Regions from separate parts of the Homo sapiens genome. Here region 2 is linked to region 1. A link is a loop called in an ENCODE intact Hi-C map of the cell type or tissue named here. Cell type or tissue: heart right ventricle. All regions are shown on one strand. Links, peaks and the distances in the headings refer to the core of each region. The heading gives the core; the rest is flanking DNA. Region 1 has its middle 140 kb from the start of SCARB1. Region 2 has its middle 22 kb from the start of NCOR2.

Region 1 (5,378 bases), core at 161-5,160:
ATACCCATTTATTATGTAGCAGTTTCTGTGGGTCAGGAGCCTCACATGGCTTAGCTGGTTCCTCTGCAAGGCTGCCATTAAAGTGTTAGCTGGACTGGGTCTCATCTGAAGGCTTGACCAGGGAGGATCTGCTTCAAGCTCACATGGTTGCTAGCAGAATTCAGGTTCTTGTTGCTGTCAATTAGGGGAACCAGTTCTTATGGGCCGAACTGTGCCCCCTCCAAAATTCCTTTGTTGAAGTCCTATGCCCCAGTACCTCAGAATGTGACTGTATTTAGGAATAGGTCTTTGAAGAAGTAATTAAGTTAAAACAAAGTTATTAGGGTGGGCCCAAATCTGCTATGACTATTCTATCAAATAAGATTAGGACATACACAGGAAAGACCACGTAAAGACACAGAGAGAAGATGGCCATCGGCAAGCCGAGGAGAGAGACTTCAGAAGAAAAGAACACTGCCCACGCCTTGATCCAGGGCTTCCAGCCTCTAGAACTGTGAGCAAATAAACGTCTGTTCGGTAAGCCGCCTAGTCTGTGGCACTTGTCACGGCAGTCCTAGCCATCGAATACACCGACCATTCCAGTTTGCTCAGGACTGAGGGGCTCCAGGGATGCCAACCTTTCAACCCTAAAACTAGGATAGTCCTGGATAGACCAGGAGGGAATTTCCAGGGATGTGGGACTCTCCAGTGCTAAAGCTGAAAAAGCCCAGGCAGGCTGGAATGAGTTGGTTACCCTCGCTGTGGGGCTGTAGGGCTCAGATTCTTGCTGGCTTTGGGCCAGAGGCTGCCCCCTCTATTCTTAGCTGGTCATTGGCTGGCGGCCACCCCCAGTTCTCTGTTATGTGGTTCTTCCCACATACCCACTCACTTCATCAGAGCCAGCAAGGGAGAGAGCCTCCTAGCAAGACAGACACTATGATTGTAGGTCCTGCAAGTGACATTCCATCACCTTTGCAAGAAGAAAGCCTCATGTGGGTCTAGTCCACAATCAAGGGGAGGAGATTAATAAGGGCATGAACACCAGGAGGCAGAGGCCACTGGGGCCTCCCTGGAGTCTATCTGCTACTCCATGTCCAGGTTTGCTGATTTTGTCTTTATGATTGTTTAAACAATAATAAAAGCTAACAGTCTGTGGTGGCTGCCATGTGCCAGACAGTACTCCAAGGATTTTAGATGTATTAACTCATTTAATCTGGCCTCAGTCAGGAGAGATTAGGTCTTGCTGCATTAACAAATGACCCCCCAAATTCCAGCTTAACAAACAATAATCACAGTTTATGTGTTGTCCCTCATGGGTGGCACAGATCGCTCTACTCTTGGCAAACTGCAATAGTTGTAGGAAGGGAAGTGAATGAAGTGAATCATGGTGAATTGCGCACTGGCTCTTAAAACATATCTGTTCCATCCGGGTTTCACGCACTGCACCAAGACACGTGACTGCACCTCAATTCAAGGGCTGGAGAACATGCGATTCTTTGTGTGCTGGGAAAGAGAAGAGGAAAGTGAGCAAATGTTTGGGGGAAATTGGAGCAAATCGCTATCCTCACCAGCTGTGTTAGGAACAAGTATTATCCACATTTTTCAGATGAGAAAATCGAGGCCCAGAGAGGTTAGGTAACTTGCTCAAGGACACACAGCTTTTAAGCTGCTAAGCAAGGACATCTGATGTCCTCAAGAAAACCTTCCCATTTCTCATTCATGCTAGGACTGTTTGATGATCTGTTCTGGGACACACACACCACCCTGACTGCAGAGCAGGGTGATGGCTTTGAGTATGTGGCGCTGTAAGGGCCCCCAGCACCCTCCCCTTGTTCCTTCCACAGCTCAGCTGAGATCACTGTGTGATTTCCTGTTAACCTTGTAATAATTTATGGCAAATCTAATGTGCCTGCCGCTGGGTGAGCTCATCCAAATCCCCTTCTATTGTCTGAGCCTCATACCGGGAGATGTCCTCAGAGGCCCCTGGGATCATCGCCGAGTGATTTATGGCGCCAGCTTCCCCGAGGATTGAAGCCAACCCAGTTGGAGGCTCGCCATGCTCAGGAGAGATGGCAGCGAAAGATCTGGTTGGCTGGTTTTATCCCTGGAGGAGAACAAACCTGAGGAGTGAGGATTTTCAGAAGCTCAAGCCAGACAGTGTGTTATATTTTCTGCTGCTGTGTCCTTAGAGAAAAACCTGCTTGGGTTGCAGATGGCTCACGGGCATCTCGAACTTACCATCATGTTTAACATCGACCTCAGGCCTGCTCCTCCACTGCCTGCTTCTCTGGGAATGGTAACCTCATCTCCCTGTTGCTGGACTAAACACCTCAGAGTCATCCGACTGCTTTTTTTCTCTCCTGCCCGTGTCTGACTCATCAGCAAATCCTGCTGTTTTTCTCTTCCAAATACATCCAGAATCTGCGGACTTCTCACCACCTCCACCTCTCCCCACCCCAACCAGGTTCCAGCTGCCATCATTGCTCGCCTGGACAGGTGCAGTAGTCCAGGTCCCTGGTCTCCCAGCTGCCACCCTAACCCCACTGAGGCTATTCCTCACACGGCAGCCAGAGGGAACCTGTTAAATCCCAAGTCAGAGGAGGCTGCTTCTCTGCTCAAACGCCTGCCGTGGCTCCCACTTCCCCCAGAGTAAACACCAAGTCCTTCTGTGGCCTCAAAGCCGCACACACTCTGGCCCTCCTGGAGCATCTGTCCTCTGTGTCCTCATCTCCCACCACTGACCTCTTTGCGCACTTAGCATCAGCCATGCTGGCTTCCTTGCAGTTCCTCAAAGTTGCTACAGGCGTGGTCCGGCCTCCAGACCTCTGTGTTGCCTGTTCCTTCTCCCCTAGATGCCCCATTGCTCGTAACCTTCCCTGTTTCAGGTGCAATGACTCCTTTCTCAGCGAGGCCTTCCCTGCCACTCCACTTAATATTGCACCCCCTTGCATCCCGTCCCCACTGCCCCCGCGTCATTTTCTGACCTTAGCACTTACCAGTGTCTAGCATAGTGCGTGTGTATCAATATTTATTGCATGTTTTCTTCTGCTACTTAAATACCAGCATCATGGGGGCAAGGTTGCTGTCTGTCTTGCTCCCTGCTGTATCCACAGTGCCTAGAACACTGCCTGGCACACAGTAGGCGCTCACTAAACATCTGCTGGATGTGTGCATTCAGCAATGAGTTCAGCACCTACAGTGTGCCCGGGACTCACACAAAACCAAGGCTGGAATCCGAGAAGCAGAGGCAGGCAGCTCAGAGTGCGGGCTCTGAGTGAGACAAACTCGGGTTCACATCCTGACTCTACAACCAATGGCAGACTGTGTGTGACACTGGGCAAGTCGCCTGGCCTCTCTGAGCCTCAAGTTGCCCCATCTGTAGAACAGGATGGTCGTGCTATTTTCCTTGTGGGATCGCTAAGGGGCTTCACAGAGGGGTCTTTGTGCAGCTCTCGAGGCAGCATCTCACATGGGAGGAGGGGCGGATCAAGCATCTGCCATGCTTACAGCTTTTAGTTTATGTTGTTGGAGGAAGACAGAGAAGGGCGTGAATGCACCTGCTCCACCTTCCAGAAGCAGAAGCCCTGCCATCGCTACGCCGTAAAAGCAGATCCTCCAGGAGATGCTCTACGTTGCAGTCAACTTGTCAACAAAATGTCAGGTTCTGTCGCTGTCTAAGTTGACACCTGTGAATTTGCTTTTTAATTTCAGGAGCTTTTGGGGTACATGTGGATTTTGATTACATGGATGAATTGTACAGTGGTGAAGTCTGAGCTTTTAGTGCTCCCGTCTCCCTAGTTGTGTACACTGTACTCCGTGTGTAGATTTTAATCCTCATCCTCCTCCCACCCCCACCCCACGTGACTCCACAGTCCCTCATGTCACATCATATCACACTGTCTCATAGAGGCAATTTATTCCAAGTAATCCATCCCTCCTTAAGACACATTTCAAACTTCATGACCCCTAACAAAAACTTTTAAAGACTCGGGCAAAGAGACTGGTCTGAAAATTTCCTTGCATTCGCTTTCTTGTTCCTGTGCAGAATTATTCCTATTCCCCAACCTCTCCTTCCTTTCAGTGGAAATATAGGCTCCTCTCTAGTCTTTTTTTTTTTTTAACTTTTATTTTAAGTTCAGGGGCGCATGCGCAGGTTTGTTACGTAGGTAGACTTGTGTCATGGGGGTTTGTTGTACAGGTTGCAGGCTGGTGCAAAAGTAATTGCGGTTTTGGACCATGAATTTTAAATCATTATAACTAGGCTCAGATACATCTTTATTAATCAAAATAAGAACGATTACAATCAAGTCATTTTTGCCAAGAAGAAATGTTCATTTATTCCTATAGTGTAAAAATCTGTGCTTTGGGATTCGATGAACTCTTGGAAAGCGCTTTCTGCATCCTGCTGGTTGTGGAAGCGTTCTCCCTGCAAAAAGTTGTCGAGATGCTTGAAGAAGTGGTAGTCGGTTGGGGAGAGGTCAAGTGAATATGGCAGATGAGGCAAAACTTCGTAGCCCAATTAGTTCAACTTTTGAAGCGCTGGTTGTGTGACGTGCAGTCAGGCGTTGTCGTGGAGAAGAATTGGGCCCTTTCTGTTGGCCAATGCCAGCTGCAGGCGCTGCAGTTTTCAATGTGTCTCATCGATCTGCTGAGCATACTTCTCAGATGTAATTGTAATTACACCACTGTACTGTATGTTCGTTAGCAGTTCCAGGGCTAAACGTGTTGTTGATGTTGCGTGTTGTCTCTGCTGCTTTATGACCCATTTTGAACTCGAGTAAGAAAATCACTCAAATTTGCTTTTTGTCTAACATCATTTCCATAGTCTAAAAGAAATATAAACAGCAAGTAATAATAAGTCATTACCCAAAAAAAAGCTAGAAACGTGCATTAAAATGATATATAAAAACCACATTTATTTAAGAATGTATTCCAATACAAAATGGCAAATTTCAACAGTGCAAAAACCACAATTATTTTTGCACCAACCTAGATACTAAGGTACTTAGTACCATAGTACTTAATACCTGGGCACTAAGCCTAGTACCCATTAGTTATTTTTCCTGCTCCTCTCCCTCCTCCTGTCCTCCATCTTCAGGTAGGGCCCGGTGTCTGTTGTTCCCCTCTGTGTGTCCATGTGTTCTCATCATTTAGCTCCCACTTATAAGTGAGAACATGCAGTATTTGGTTTTCTATTCCTGCATTAGTTTGCAAGGGATAATGGCCTCCAGCTCCATCCATGTTCCTGCAGAGGACATGGTTTCATTCTTTTTTTGGTTGCCTAGTGTTCCATGACACCTATCAATTTTGATTTTGCCATTGGCTTTTCTATTTCAGAGGCGTGTCTTCTCTGTTTAAGGCCTTGGTCATGGTTGCAGGCCCTTAAAGCTGGAAAGCTC
Region 2 (5,378 bases), core at 208-5,207, 130 kb after region 1:
TGACCAACTCATCCTGATTGCCTGGGACTTCCCGGGATTTAGCATTGAGGTTCTGTATCCTGGGAAGACCCTCAGTCCTGGGCAAAGTGGGAATGATGGGTCACCCGAATGCAGACACCCCAAATTCCCAAGCAAGAGAGCGGGGTCCAGAGGCAGAGGACACGGCCTCGGAGTCGGGCCAAGCCAGAAGCCAGGGCTGAATCCTGCCACCCCCACCAGCCCTGAGAAACTTTGGCCAAGGGACTGCTCCCTGAAAGACGGGAAGAAAAGTTACCTCGAAGAATCATTTGGGGAAGTGAATGGAATAAAGCAGGAAGCCTAAGTGCCTGGAAGAGAGTGAGGGCCCAGAAATGTCAGGGATGGGCTGGGTGCGGTGGCTCATACTGTAATCCCAGCACTTTGGGAGGCTGAGGCGGTGGATCACTTGAGGCCAGGAGTTCGAGACCAGCGTGGCCAACATGGGTATGGCAGGGCTGGTGCTGGCTTGCTCTGCGGCACAGCTGAGTTGCTCTGAGATTTTTCAGGGCACCGTCTCTACTAAAAATACAAAAATTAGCTGGGTGTGGCAGTGGATGCCTGTAATCCCAGCTACTCAGGAGGCTGAGGCAGGAGAATCACTTGAACCTGGGAGGTGGAGGCTGCAGTGAGTGAGATCACCCCACTGTACTCCAGCCTGGGCGACAGAGCAAGACTCAGTCAAGAAAAGAAAGAGAGAAAGACAGAAAGAGAGAGAGAGAGAAAGAAAGAAAGAGAAAGAAAGAAAGAAAGAAAGAAAGAAAGAAAGAAAGAAAGAAAGAAAGAGAGAGAGAAAGAAAGAAAGAGAAGGAAAGGAAGGAAAGGAAGAGAGATAAAGAAATGTCAGGGATGTTTGTTGTGTGGGGTGGTGGCCGTGTTCTTATCGCCAACCACGGAGACTGAGATGAAGGCCTCTGGCAGATGGAAATTATCAAAGAGGGGACTGCCCTTGACTTTTGGAAAGAAATGCAGATCAGCAGAATGTGCACAAAGACAGAGATAGTTACTACAGCATTGAGAGGGACGAGAAGACGGGTGCACGCTGCATCACCATCAGTCCGGGGCTGGCTGGTGAGTTAGGGTCTATCCATCCAGGGGACTACAATGGTCTCAAAAAAAAAATGTGGATTCTACATAAACTGATGTAGAACGAGCTCCAATACTGATTGCTTAGTGAATATTCAAGAGGTAAAATAGGGTGTATAGTAGGTTGCGTTTGTGTAAAAAAGGTAGATATCATTTGTTGTCAGGAAAAGGCAAATCGAACTACAATGAGATACCACTTCATACCCATTAGGAAGGATGGTTATAATAATAATTTGAAAAAACAAAAAATAACAAGTGTTGGTGAGGATGCGGAGAAATTGCAACCTTCGTGCATTGCTGGTAGGAATATAAATGGTGCAGCCACTGTGGAAAACAGCATGGTGGCTCCTCAAAATGTTAACACAGAATGACCCCACGACCTAGCAATTCCGCTCCTAGGGCTATACCCAGAAGAATTGAACACAGGTACTCAAACAAATACTTGCACATAAATGTTCACAGCAACACTGTTCACAATAGCCAAAAGGTGGGAACAACCCAAATGTCCATCAACAGATGAATGGGTCAACAAAGTGTGGTCTATCCATACGATGGGATATTTTTTAGCCATAACAAGGAATGAAGCCCCGATGCAAGCTACAACACAGATGAACCTTGAAAATATTATGCTAAACGAAGGAAGCCACATATAGAAAAACAAATATTCTATGAATCCATTTATACAAAATGTACAGAATAGACAAATCCATAGAGACAGAAAGTAGACTGGTGATTGCTGGGGGCTGGAGAGGGGCTGAGGGAGACATGGAGATGCTGCGTAACGGGTACAGGTTTCCTTCTTGAGTAATGAAAATGTTTTAGGCCGGGGTGCAGTGGCTTATGCCTGTAATCCCAGCACTTTGGGAGGCCGAGGCAGGTGGATGGCTTGAGGTCAGGAGATCGAGACTAGGCTAGACAACATGGTGAAACCCCGTCTCTACAAAAAATACAAAAATTAGCCTGGTGCGCTGGCATTCGCCTGTAGTCCTAGCTGCTCGGGAGACTGAGGCACGAAAATCACTTGAACTCGGAAGGTGGAGGTTGCAGTGAGCCAAGATCACACCACTGCACTCCAGCCCGGGCAACAGAGCGAGACTGTCTCAAAAAAAAAAGTTCTAAAACTAGATATGGCAATGGTTGTGAATGTACTAGATGTCACTAATGATAAATTTTATGTTATGTGTATTATACCACACATGTACACACAAAAAGGCAGTACATGTATGCATACAAACACATATATGTACATACATGTATGCATACAAACACATATATGTACATACATGTATCCCGTTATATGCACAAAATATCTCTGGAAGGAAAAATTGATGACTATGGCTGTCCTTGGTGATGGGAACTGGGAGCTGGAGATCAGGAAGGGAGACTTTGTTTATTGTATATTGTTTGGGTCTCTTGGGGCTGATTTTATCATATGCATGTATTACCTTAAAAATGGAATAAGGGCCAGGTGCAGTGGCTCACAGTTGTAATCCCAGCACTTTGGGAGGCCAGGATGGGAGGTTCACTTGAGCCCAAGGATTGCAGACCAGCCTGGGCATCATAGTGAGACCCTGTCTCTACAAAAAAAAATTTAAAATGAGCCAGGTATGGTAGCAGGTGCTGTGGTCCCAGTTATTTGGGAGGCTGAGGTGGGAGGATCACTCGAAACCCAGAAGGTCAAGGCTGCAGTGAGCTAGGATGGCACCACTGCACTGCACACCAGCCTGGGTGACTGAGAGAGCCACTGTCTCAAAAAAAAAAAAAAAAAAAGGAGTAAGTTCCCCAGGTGAATTTTAAAAGAATAACATAAGAAATTCAGGGGAAATCATGACATGTTCAAGACACGTCCCCTTTGCGGGCATGTGGATCATGTGGCCAGACAGCAGGAAAAGCACTGAGTCACTCGTCTTTGATGAAGCCCTGCCTTTGCCGCTGAGGACAAATGTTCTTTCCAATCCCACGGGAGGAAGAGACGTTCTAAAGAGAGAATTGAATTCATGGTTGGCCAGGAGACAGTGAAAGAGGACCCAGGAGAAATTGCTGGAAAGTAAGTAAAGCCTGAAGATGGGCAAGGGCCCCAATTTTCCAAAAGGGAAAATGATATGGATCCTGGAAACCCCAGATGGGGTATGTCTGACAGCAAGAGATCTTCGCAGAATTCTGGAACAGAGCATTACACAGATGGCTTGTGGCTGTTTAGAAGAAAATATGCTTATCACGAGAAGCTAACACAGGTTCACTAAACTACCCCATGCCGACTAATGTCAATTTCCTGTTTTCATGGGGAGACCACCCTGGTAGACCAGATGGCCACTTAGGACCCTGCCCTCCTGAAAGAGAAGTAGGATTGTGGTTTCAGTATCTTTAGAGTGGGAACTGTGATCAATTCTTCAATTATTTGCCTTGTGTTGCTAGCATCTGCATTATCCAGCAATATTACTCCTATCCCACATGTCTTAGGTAATTTCCCCTAATAATTGTTTGCCTATTTGTAGGCTGCTCAGACTTATCTTAATAACTTGTATTAACCAAGCATCTTTTGGTGGCAGGGGAAATGAATCCAATTCAAATAGTCTTAAGTAGAAATGTCTGGCAGTTTATGGTTTCAGGCATGGCTGGATCCAGGCGCTTAAATGACATCATTGGGAACCTGTATCCTGTTGTACGTTGGATCTGCTTTTCCTGGTGTTGGCTTCATTCTAGGGCTGGATTTCCTCAAATGGAGGAAAGATGGTCCCAACAGCTCTTAGATGACCTCTTATCACTTTGGTAACAGCAGAAAGGGGTCACCTCATGACTGATAGCTCAGTTGTCCGGGCCAACTCTGATCAGCCCAGCTGGATCTTATGGCCACCCTTGAGCCAGTCACTATGTTTCTGCTGGGTTGGGTCATATCCTCCATACAAGTCATGTCAGATATGATTTCATTTAGTGTGTGGGAGAGGAAATGTTCCCCATGGAAAACTGAGATGCTATTATCCGGAAAAGAAGGAATGGACACTGGCCAGGCCAAAACAAGCCTAATTTAATTTGATGAGATAGGCACACATTGTGCATGGGGGAGAGTCCCAAATGGCACCCCAAAGCCACAATGAATCTGCACCAAAATGTGCTGCACCCCCGATTAACACAGAAATGAGAGTTAACTCATGGATAGTACTAGGATCCATGATGACGAGATGGTGATTTTGGGAGATGTGTTTGTACATGAGGTCACACCTGGGCCACACAGGTGGGTCCTGGTGAGGCCTTTCTGTCTAGAAGTGAGGGCTGTGTTCTTGAGACTTTGGTATTACCGAGGGGAGAAAGAGGAAGAGCTGGAGGTCAGAGAACGTAGCTGCAGGCTAGGCAGATGCGACCAAGGTCAGAGAGATGGTGTCCAGGAAGCATGCAGCAGTGTGAGCTGCAGTCTCAGACAGGAGGTGTCCCCCTCTTCTCAGCTGGACATGAGGAGTCTCCTAGGTGTGCCTTTGGCAGAGGTGGAACCCGTGGCTCAGCACCCTCCCAATGAAGGCAGGGGAAGACATCTAGGTCTGGAATGTAAAGCAAGTGTCATCAATTACTAGCTGCTTCTGGGTGTGGCGGCTCACACCTGTAATCCCAGCACCTGGGGAGGCTGAGGAGGGAGGATTGCTTGAGTCCAAGAGTTCAAAACCAGCCTGGGCAACATAGCAAAACCCTGTCTCTACTAAAAACATAAAAATTAGCCAGCGGTGGTGGCACATGCCCGTAGTCTCAGTTACTTGGGAGGCTGAGGCAGGAGAATTGCTTGAGCCCAGGAGGCAGAGGTTGCAGTGAGCTGAGATGGTGCCACTGTACTCCAGCCTGGACAACAGAGTGAGACCCTGTCTCAGAAAAAAACAAAACAAAACCGTAATAGCTTCAACCTTTGGCATCTATTGCCTTCGACACTCTGTTGCAAAGAATTAAAGGCTTTATCTGGAATCAGTGGACAAGAGTGATGGGATGGATTACCAATGCCTGCTCCTGGGGTGGAGAGTGGCAGGATAGACACGCCTCATATTTGCTGAGACGGGGTGGGGTCTTCTCCAGGCTGTTGCGAAGAGCGGGGGTGTCAAGAGGCCACCCCAGCAACTGAGGACAGATTTCTTTCCATCCAGCGCTCTATGAAATCATCTCTAAGCAAACAGTGCTCTCTCTGCTGCACCTGCTCTCCATGCCTCTCCTGCAAAATCAACAACAGGTGTTTGCTGCTCATGCGATTCCAACCACCAAAAATAGGCATGACAAGAATGACGGGATAGGCAGCGTCCCGA

What was found. Peaks named below come from ENCODE experiments on the same cell type or tissue, not always from the same donor. Only the 100,000 strongest peaks of a DNase experiment are listed, where the experiment ranks them.
Region 2: it touches region 1 in a loop (1.9-fold over the local background); 3 of 110 quality-filtered maps call a loop at or near these places.

The regions. Positions count from the first base shown.
Region 1 is chr12:124,717,432-124,722,809 of GRCh38, reverse strand. No RefSeq gene overlaps it. Among named protein-coding and RNA genes, the nearest start is that of SCARB1, 140 kb to the left of the region's middle. In heart right ventricle, for the core only: a CTCF peak has its summit at 2,555; a DNase peak (open chromatin) is centred at 1,929; H3K27ac peaks cover 2,040 bases.
Region 2 is chr12:124,586,784-124,592,161 of GRCh38, reverse strand. No RefSeq gene overlaps it. Among named protein-coding and RNA genes, the nearest start is that of NCOR2, 22 kb to the right of the region's middle. In heart right ventricle, for the core only: no CTCF peak of the experiment used is centred there; a DNase peak (open chromatin) is centred at 3,001; H3K27ac peaks cover 2,199 bases.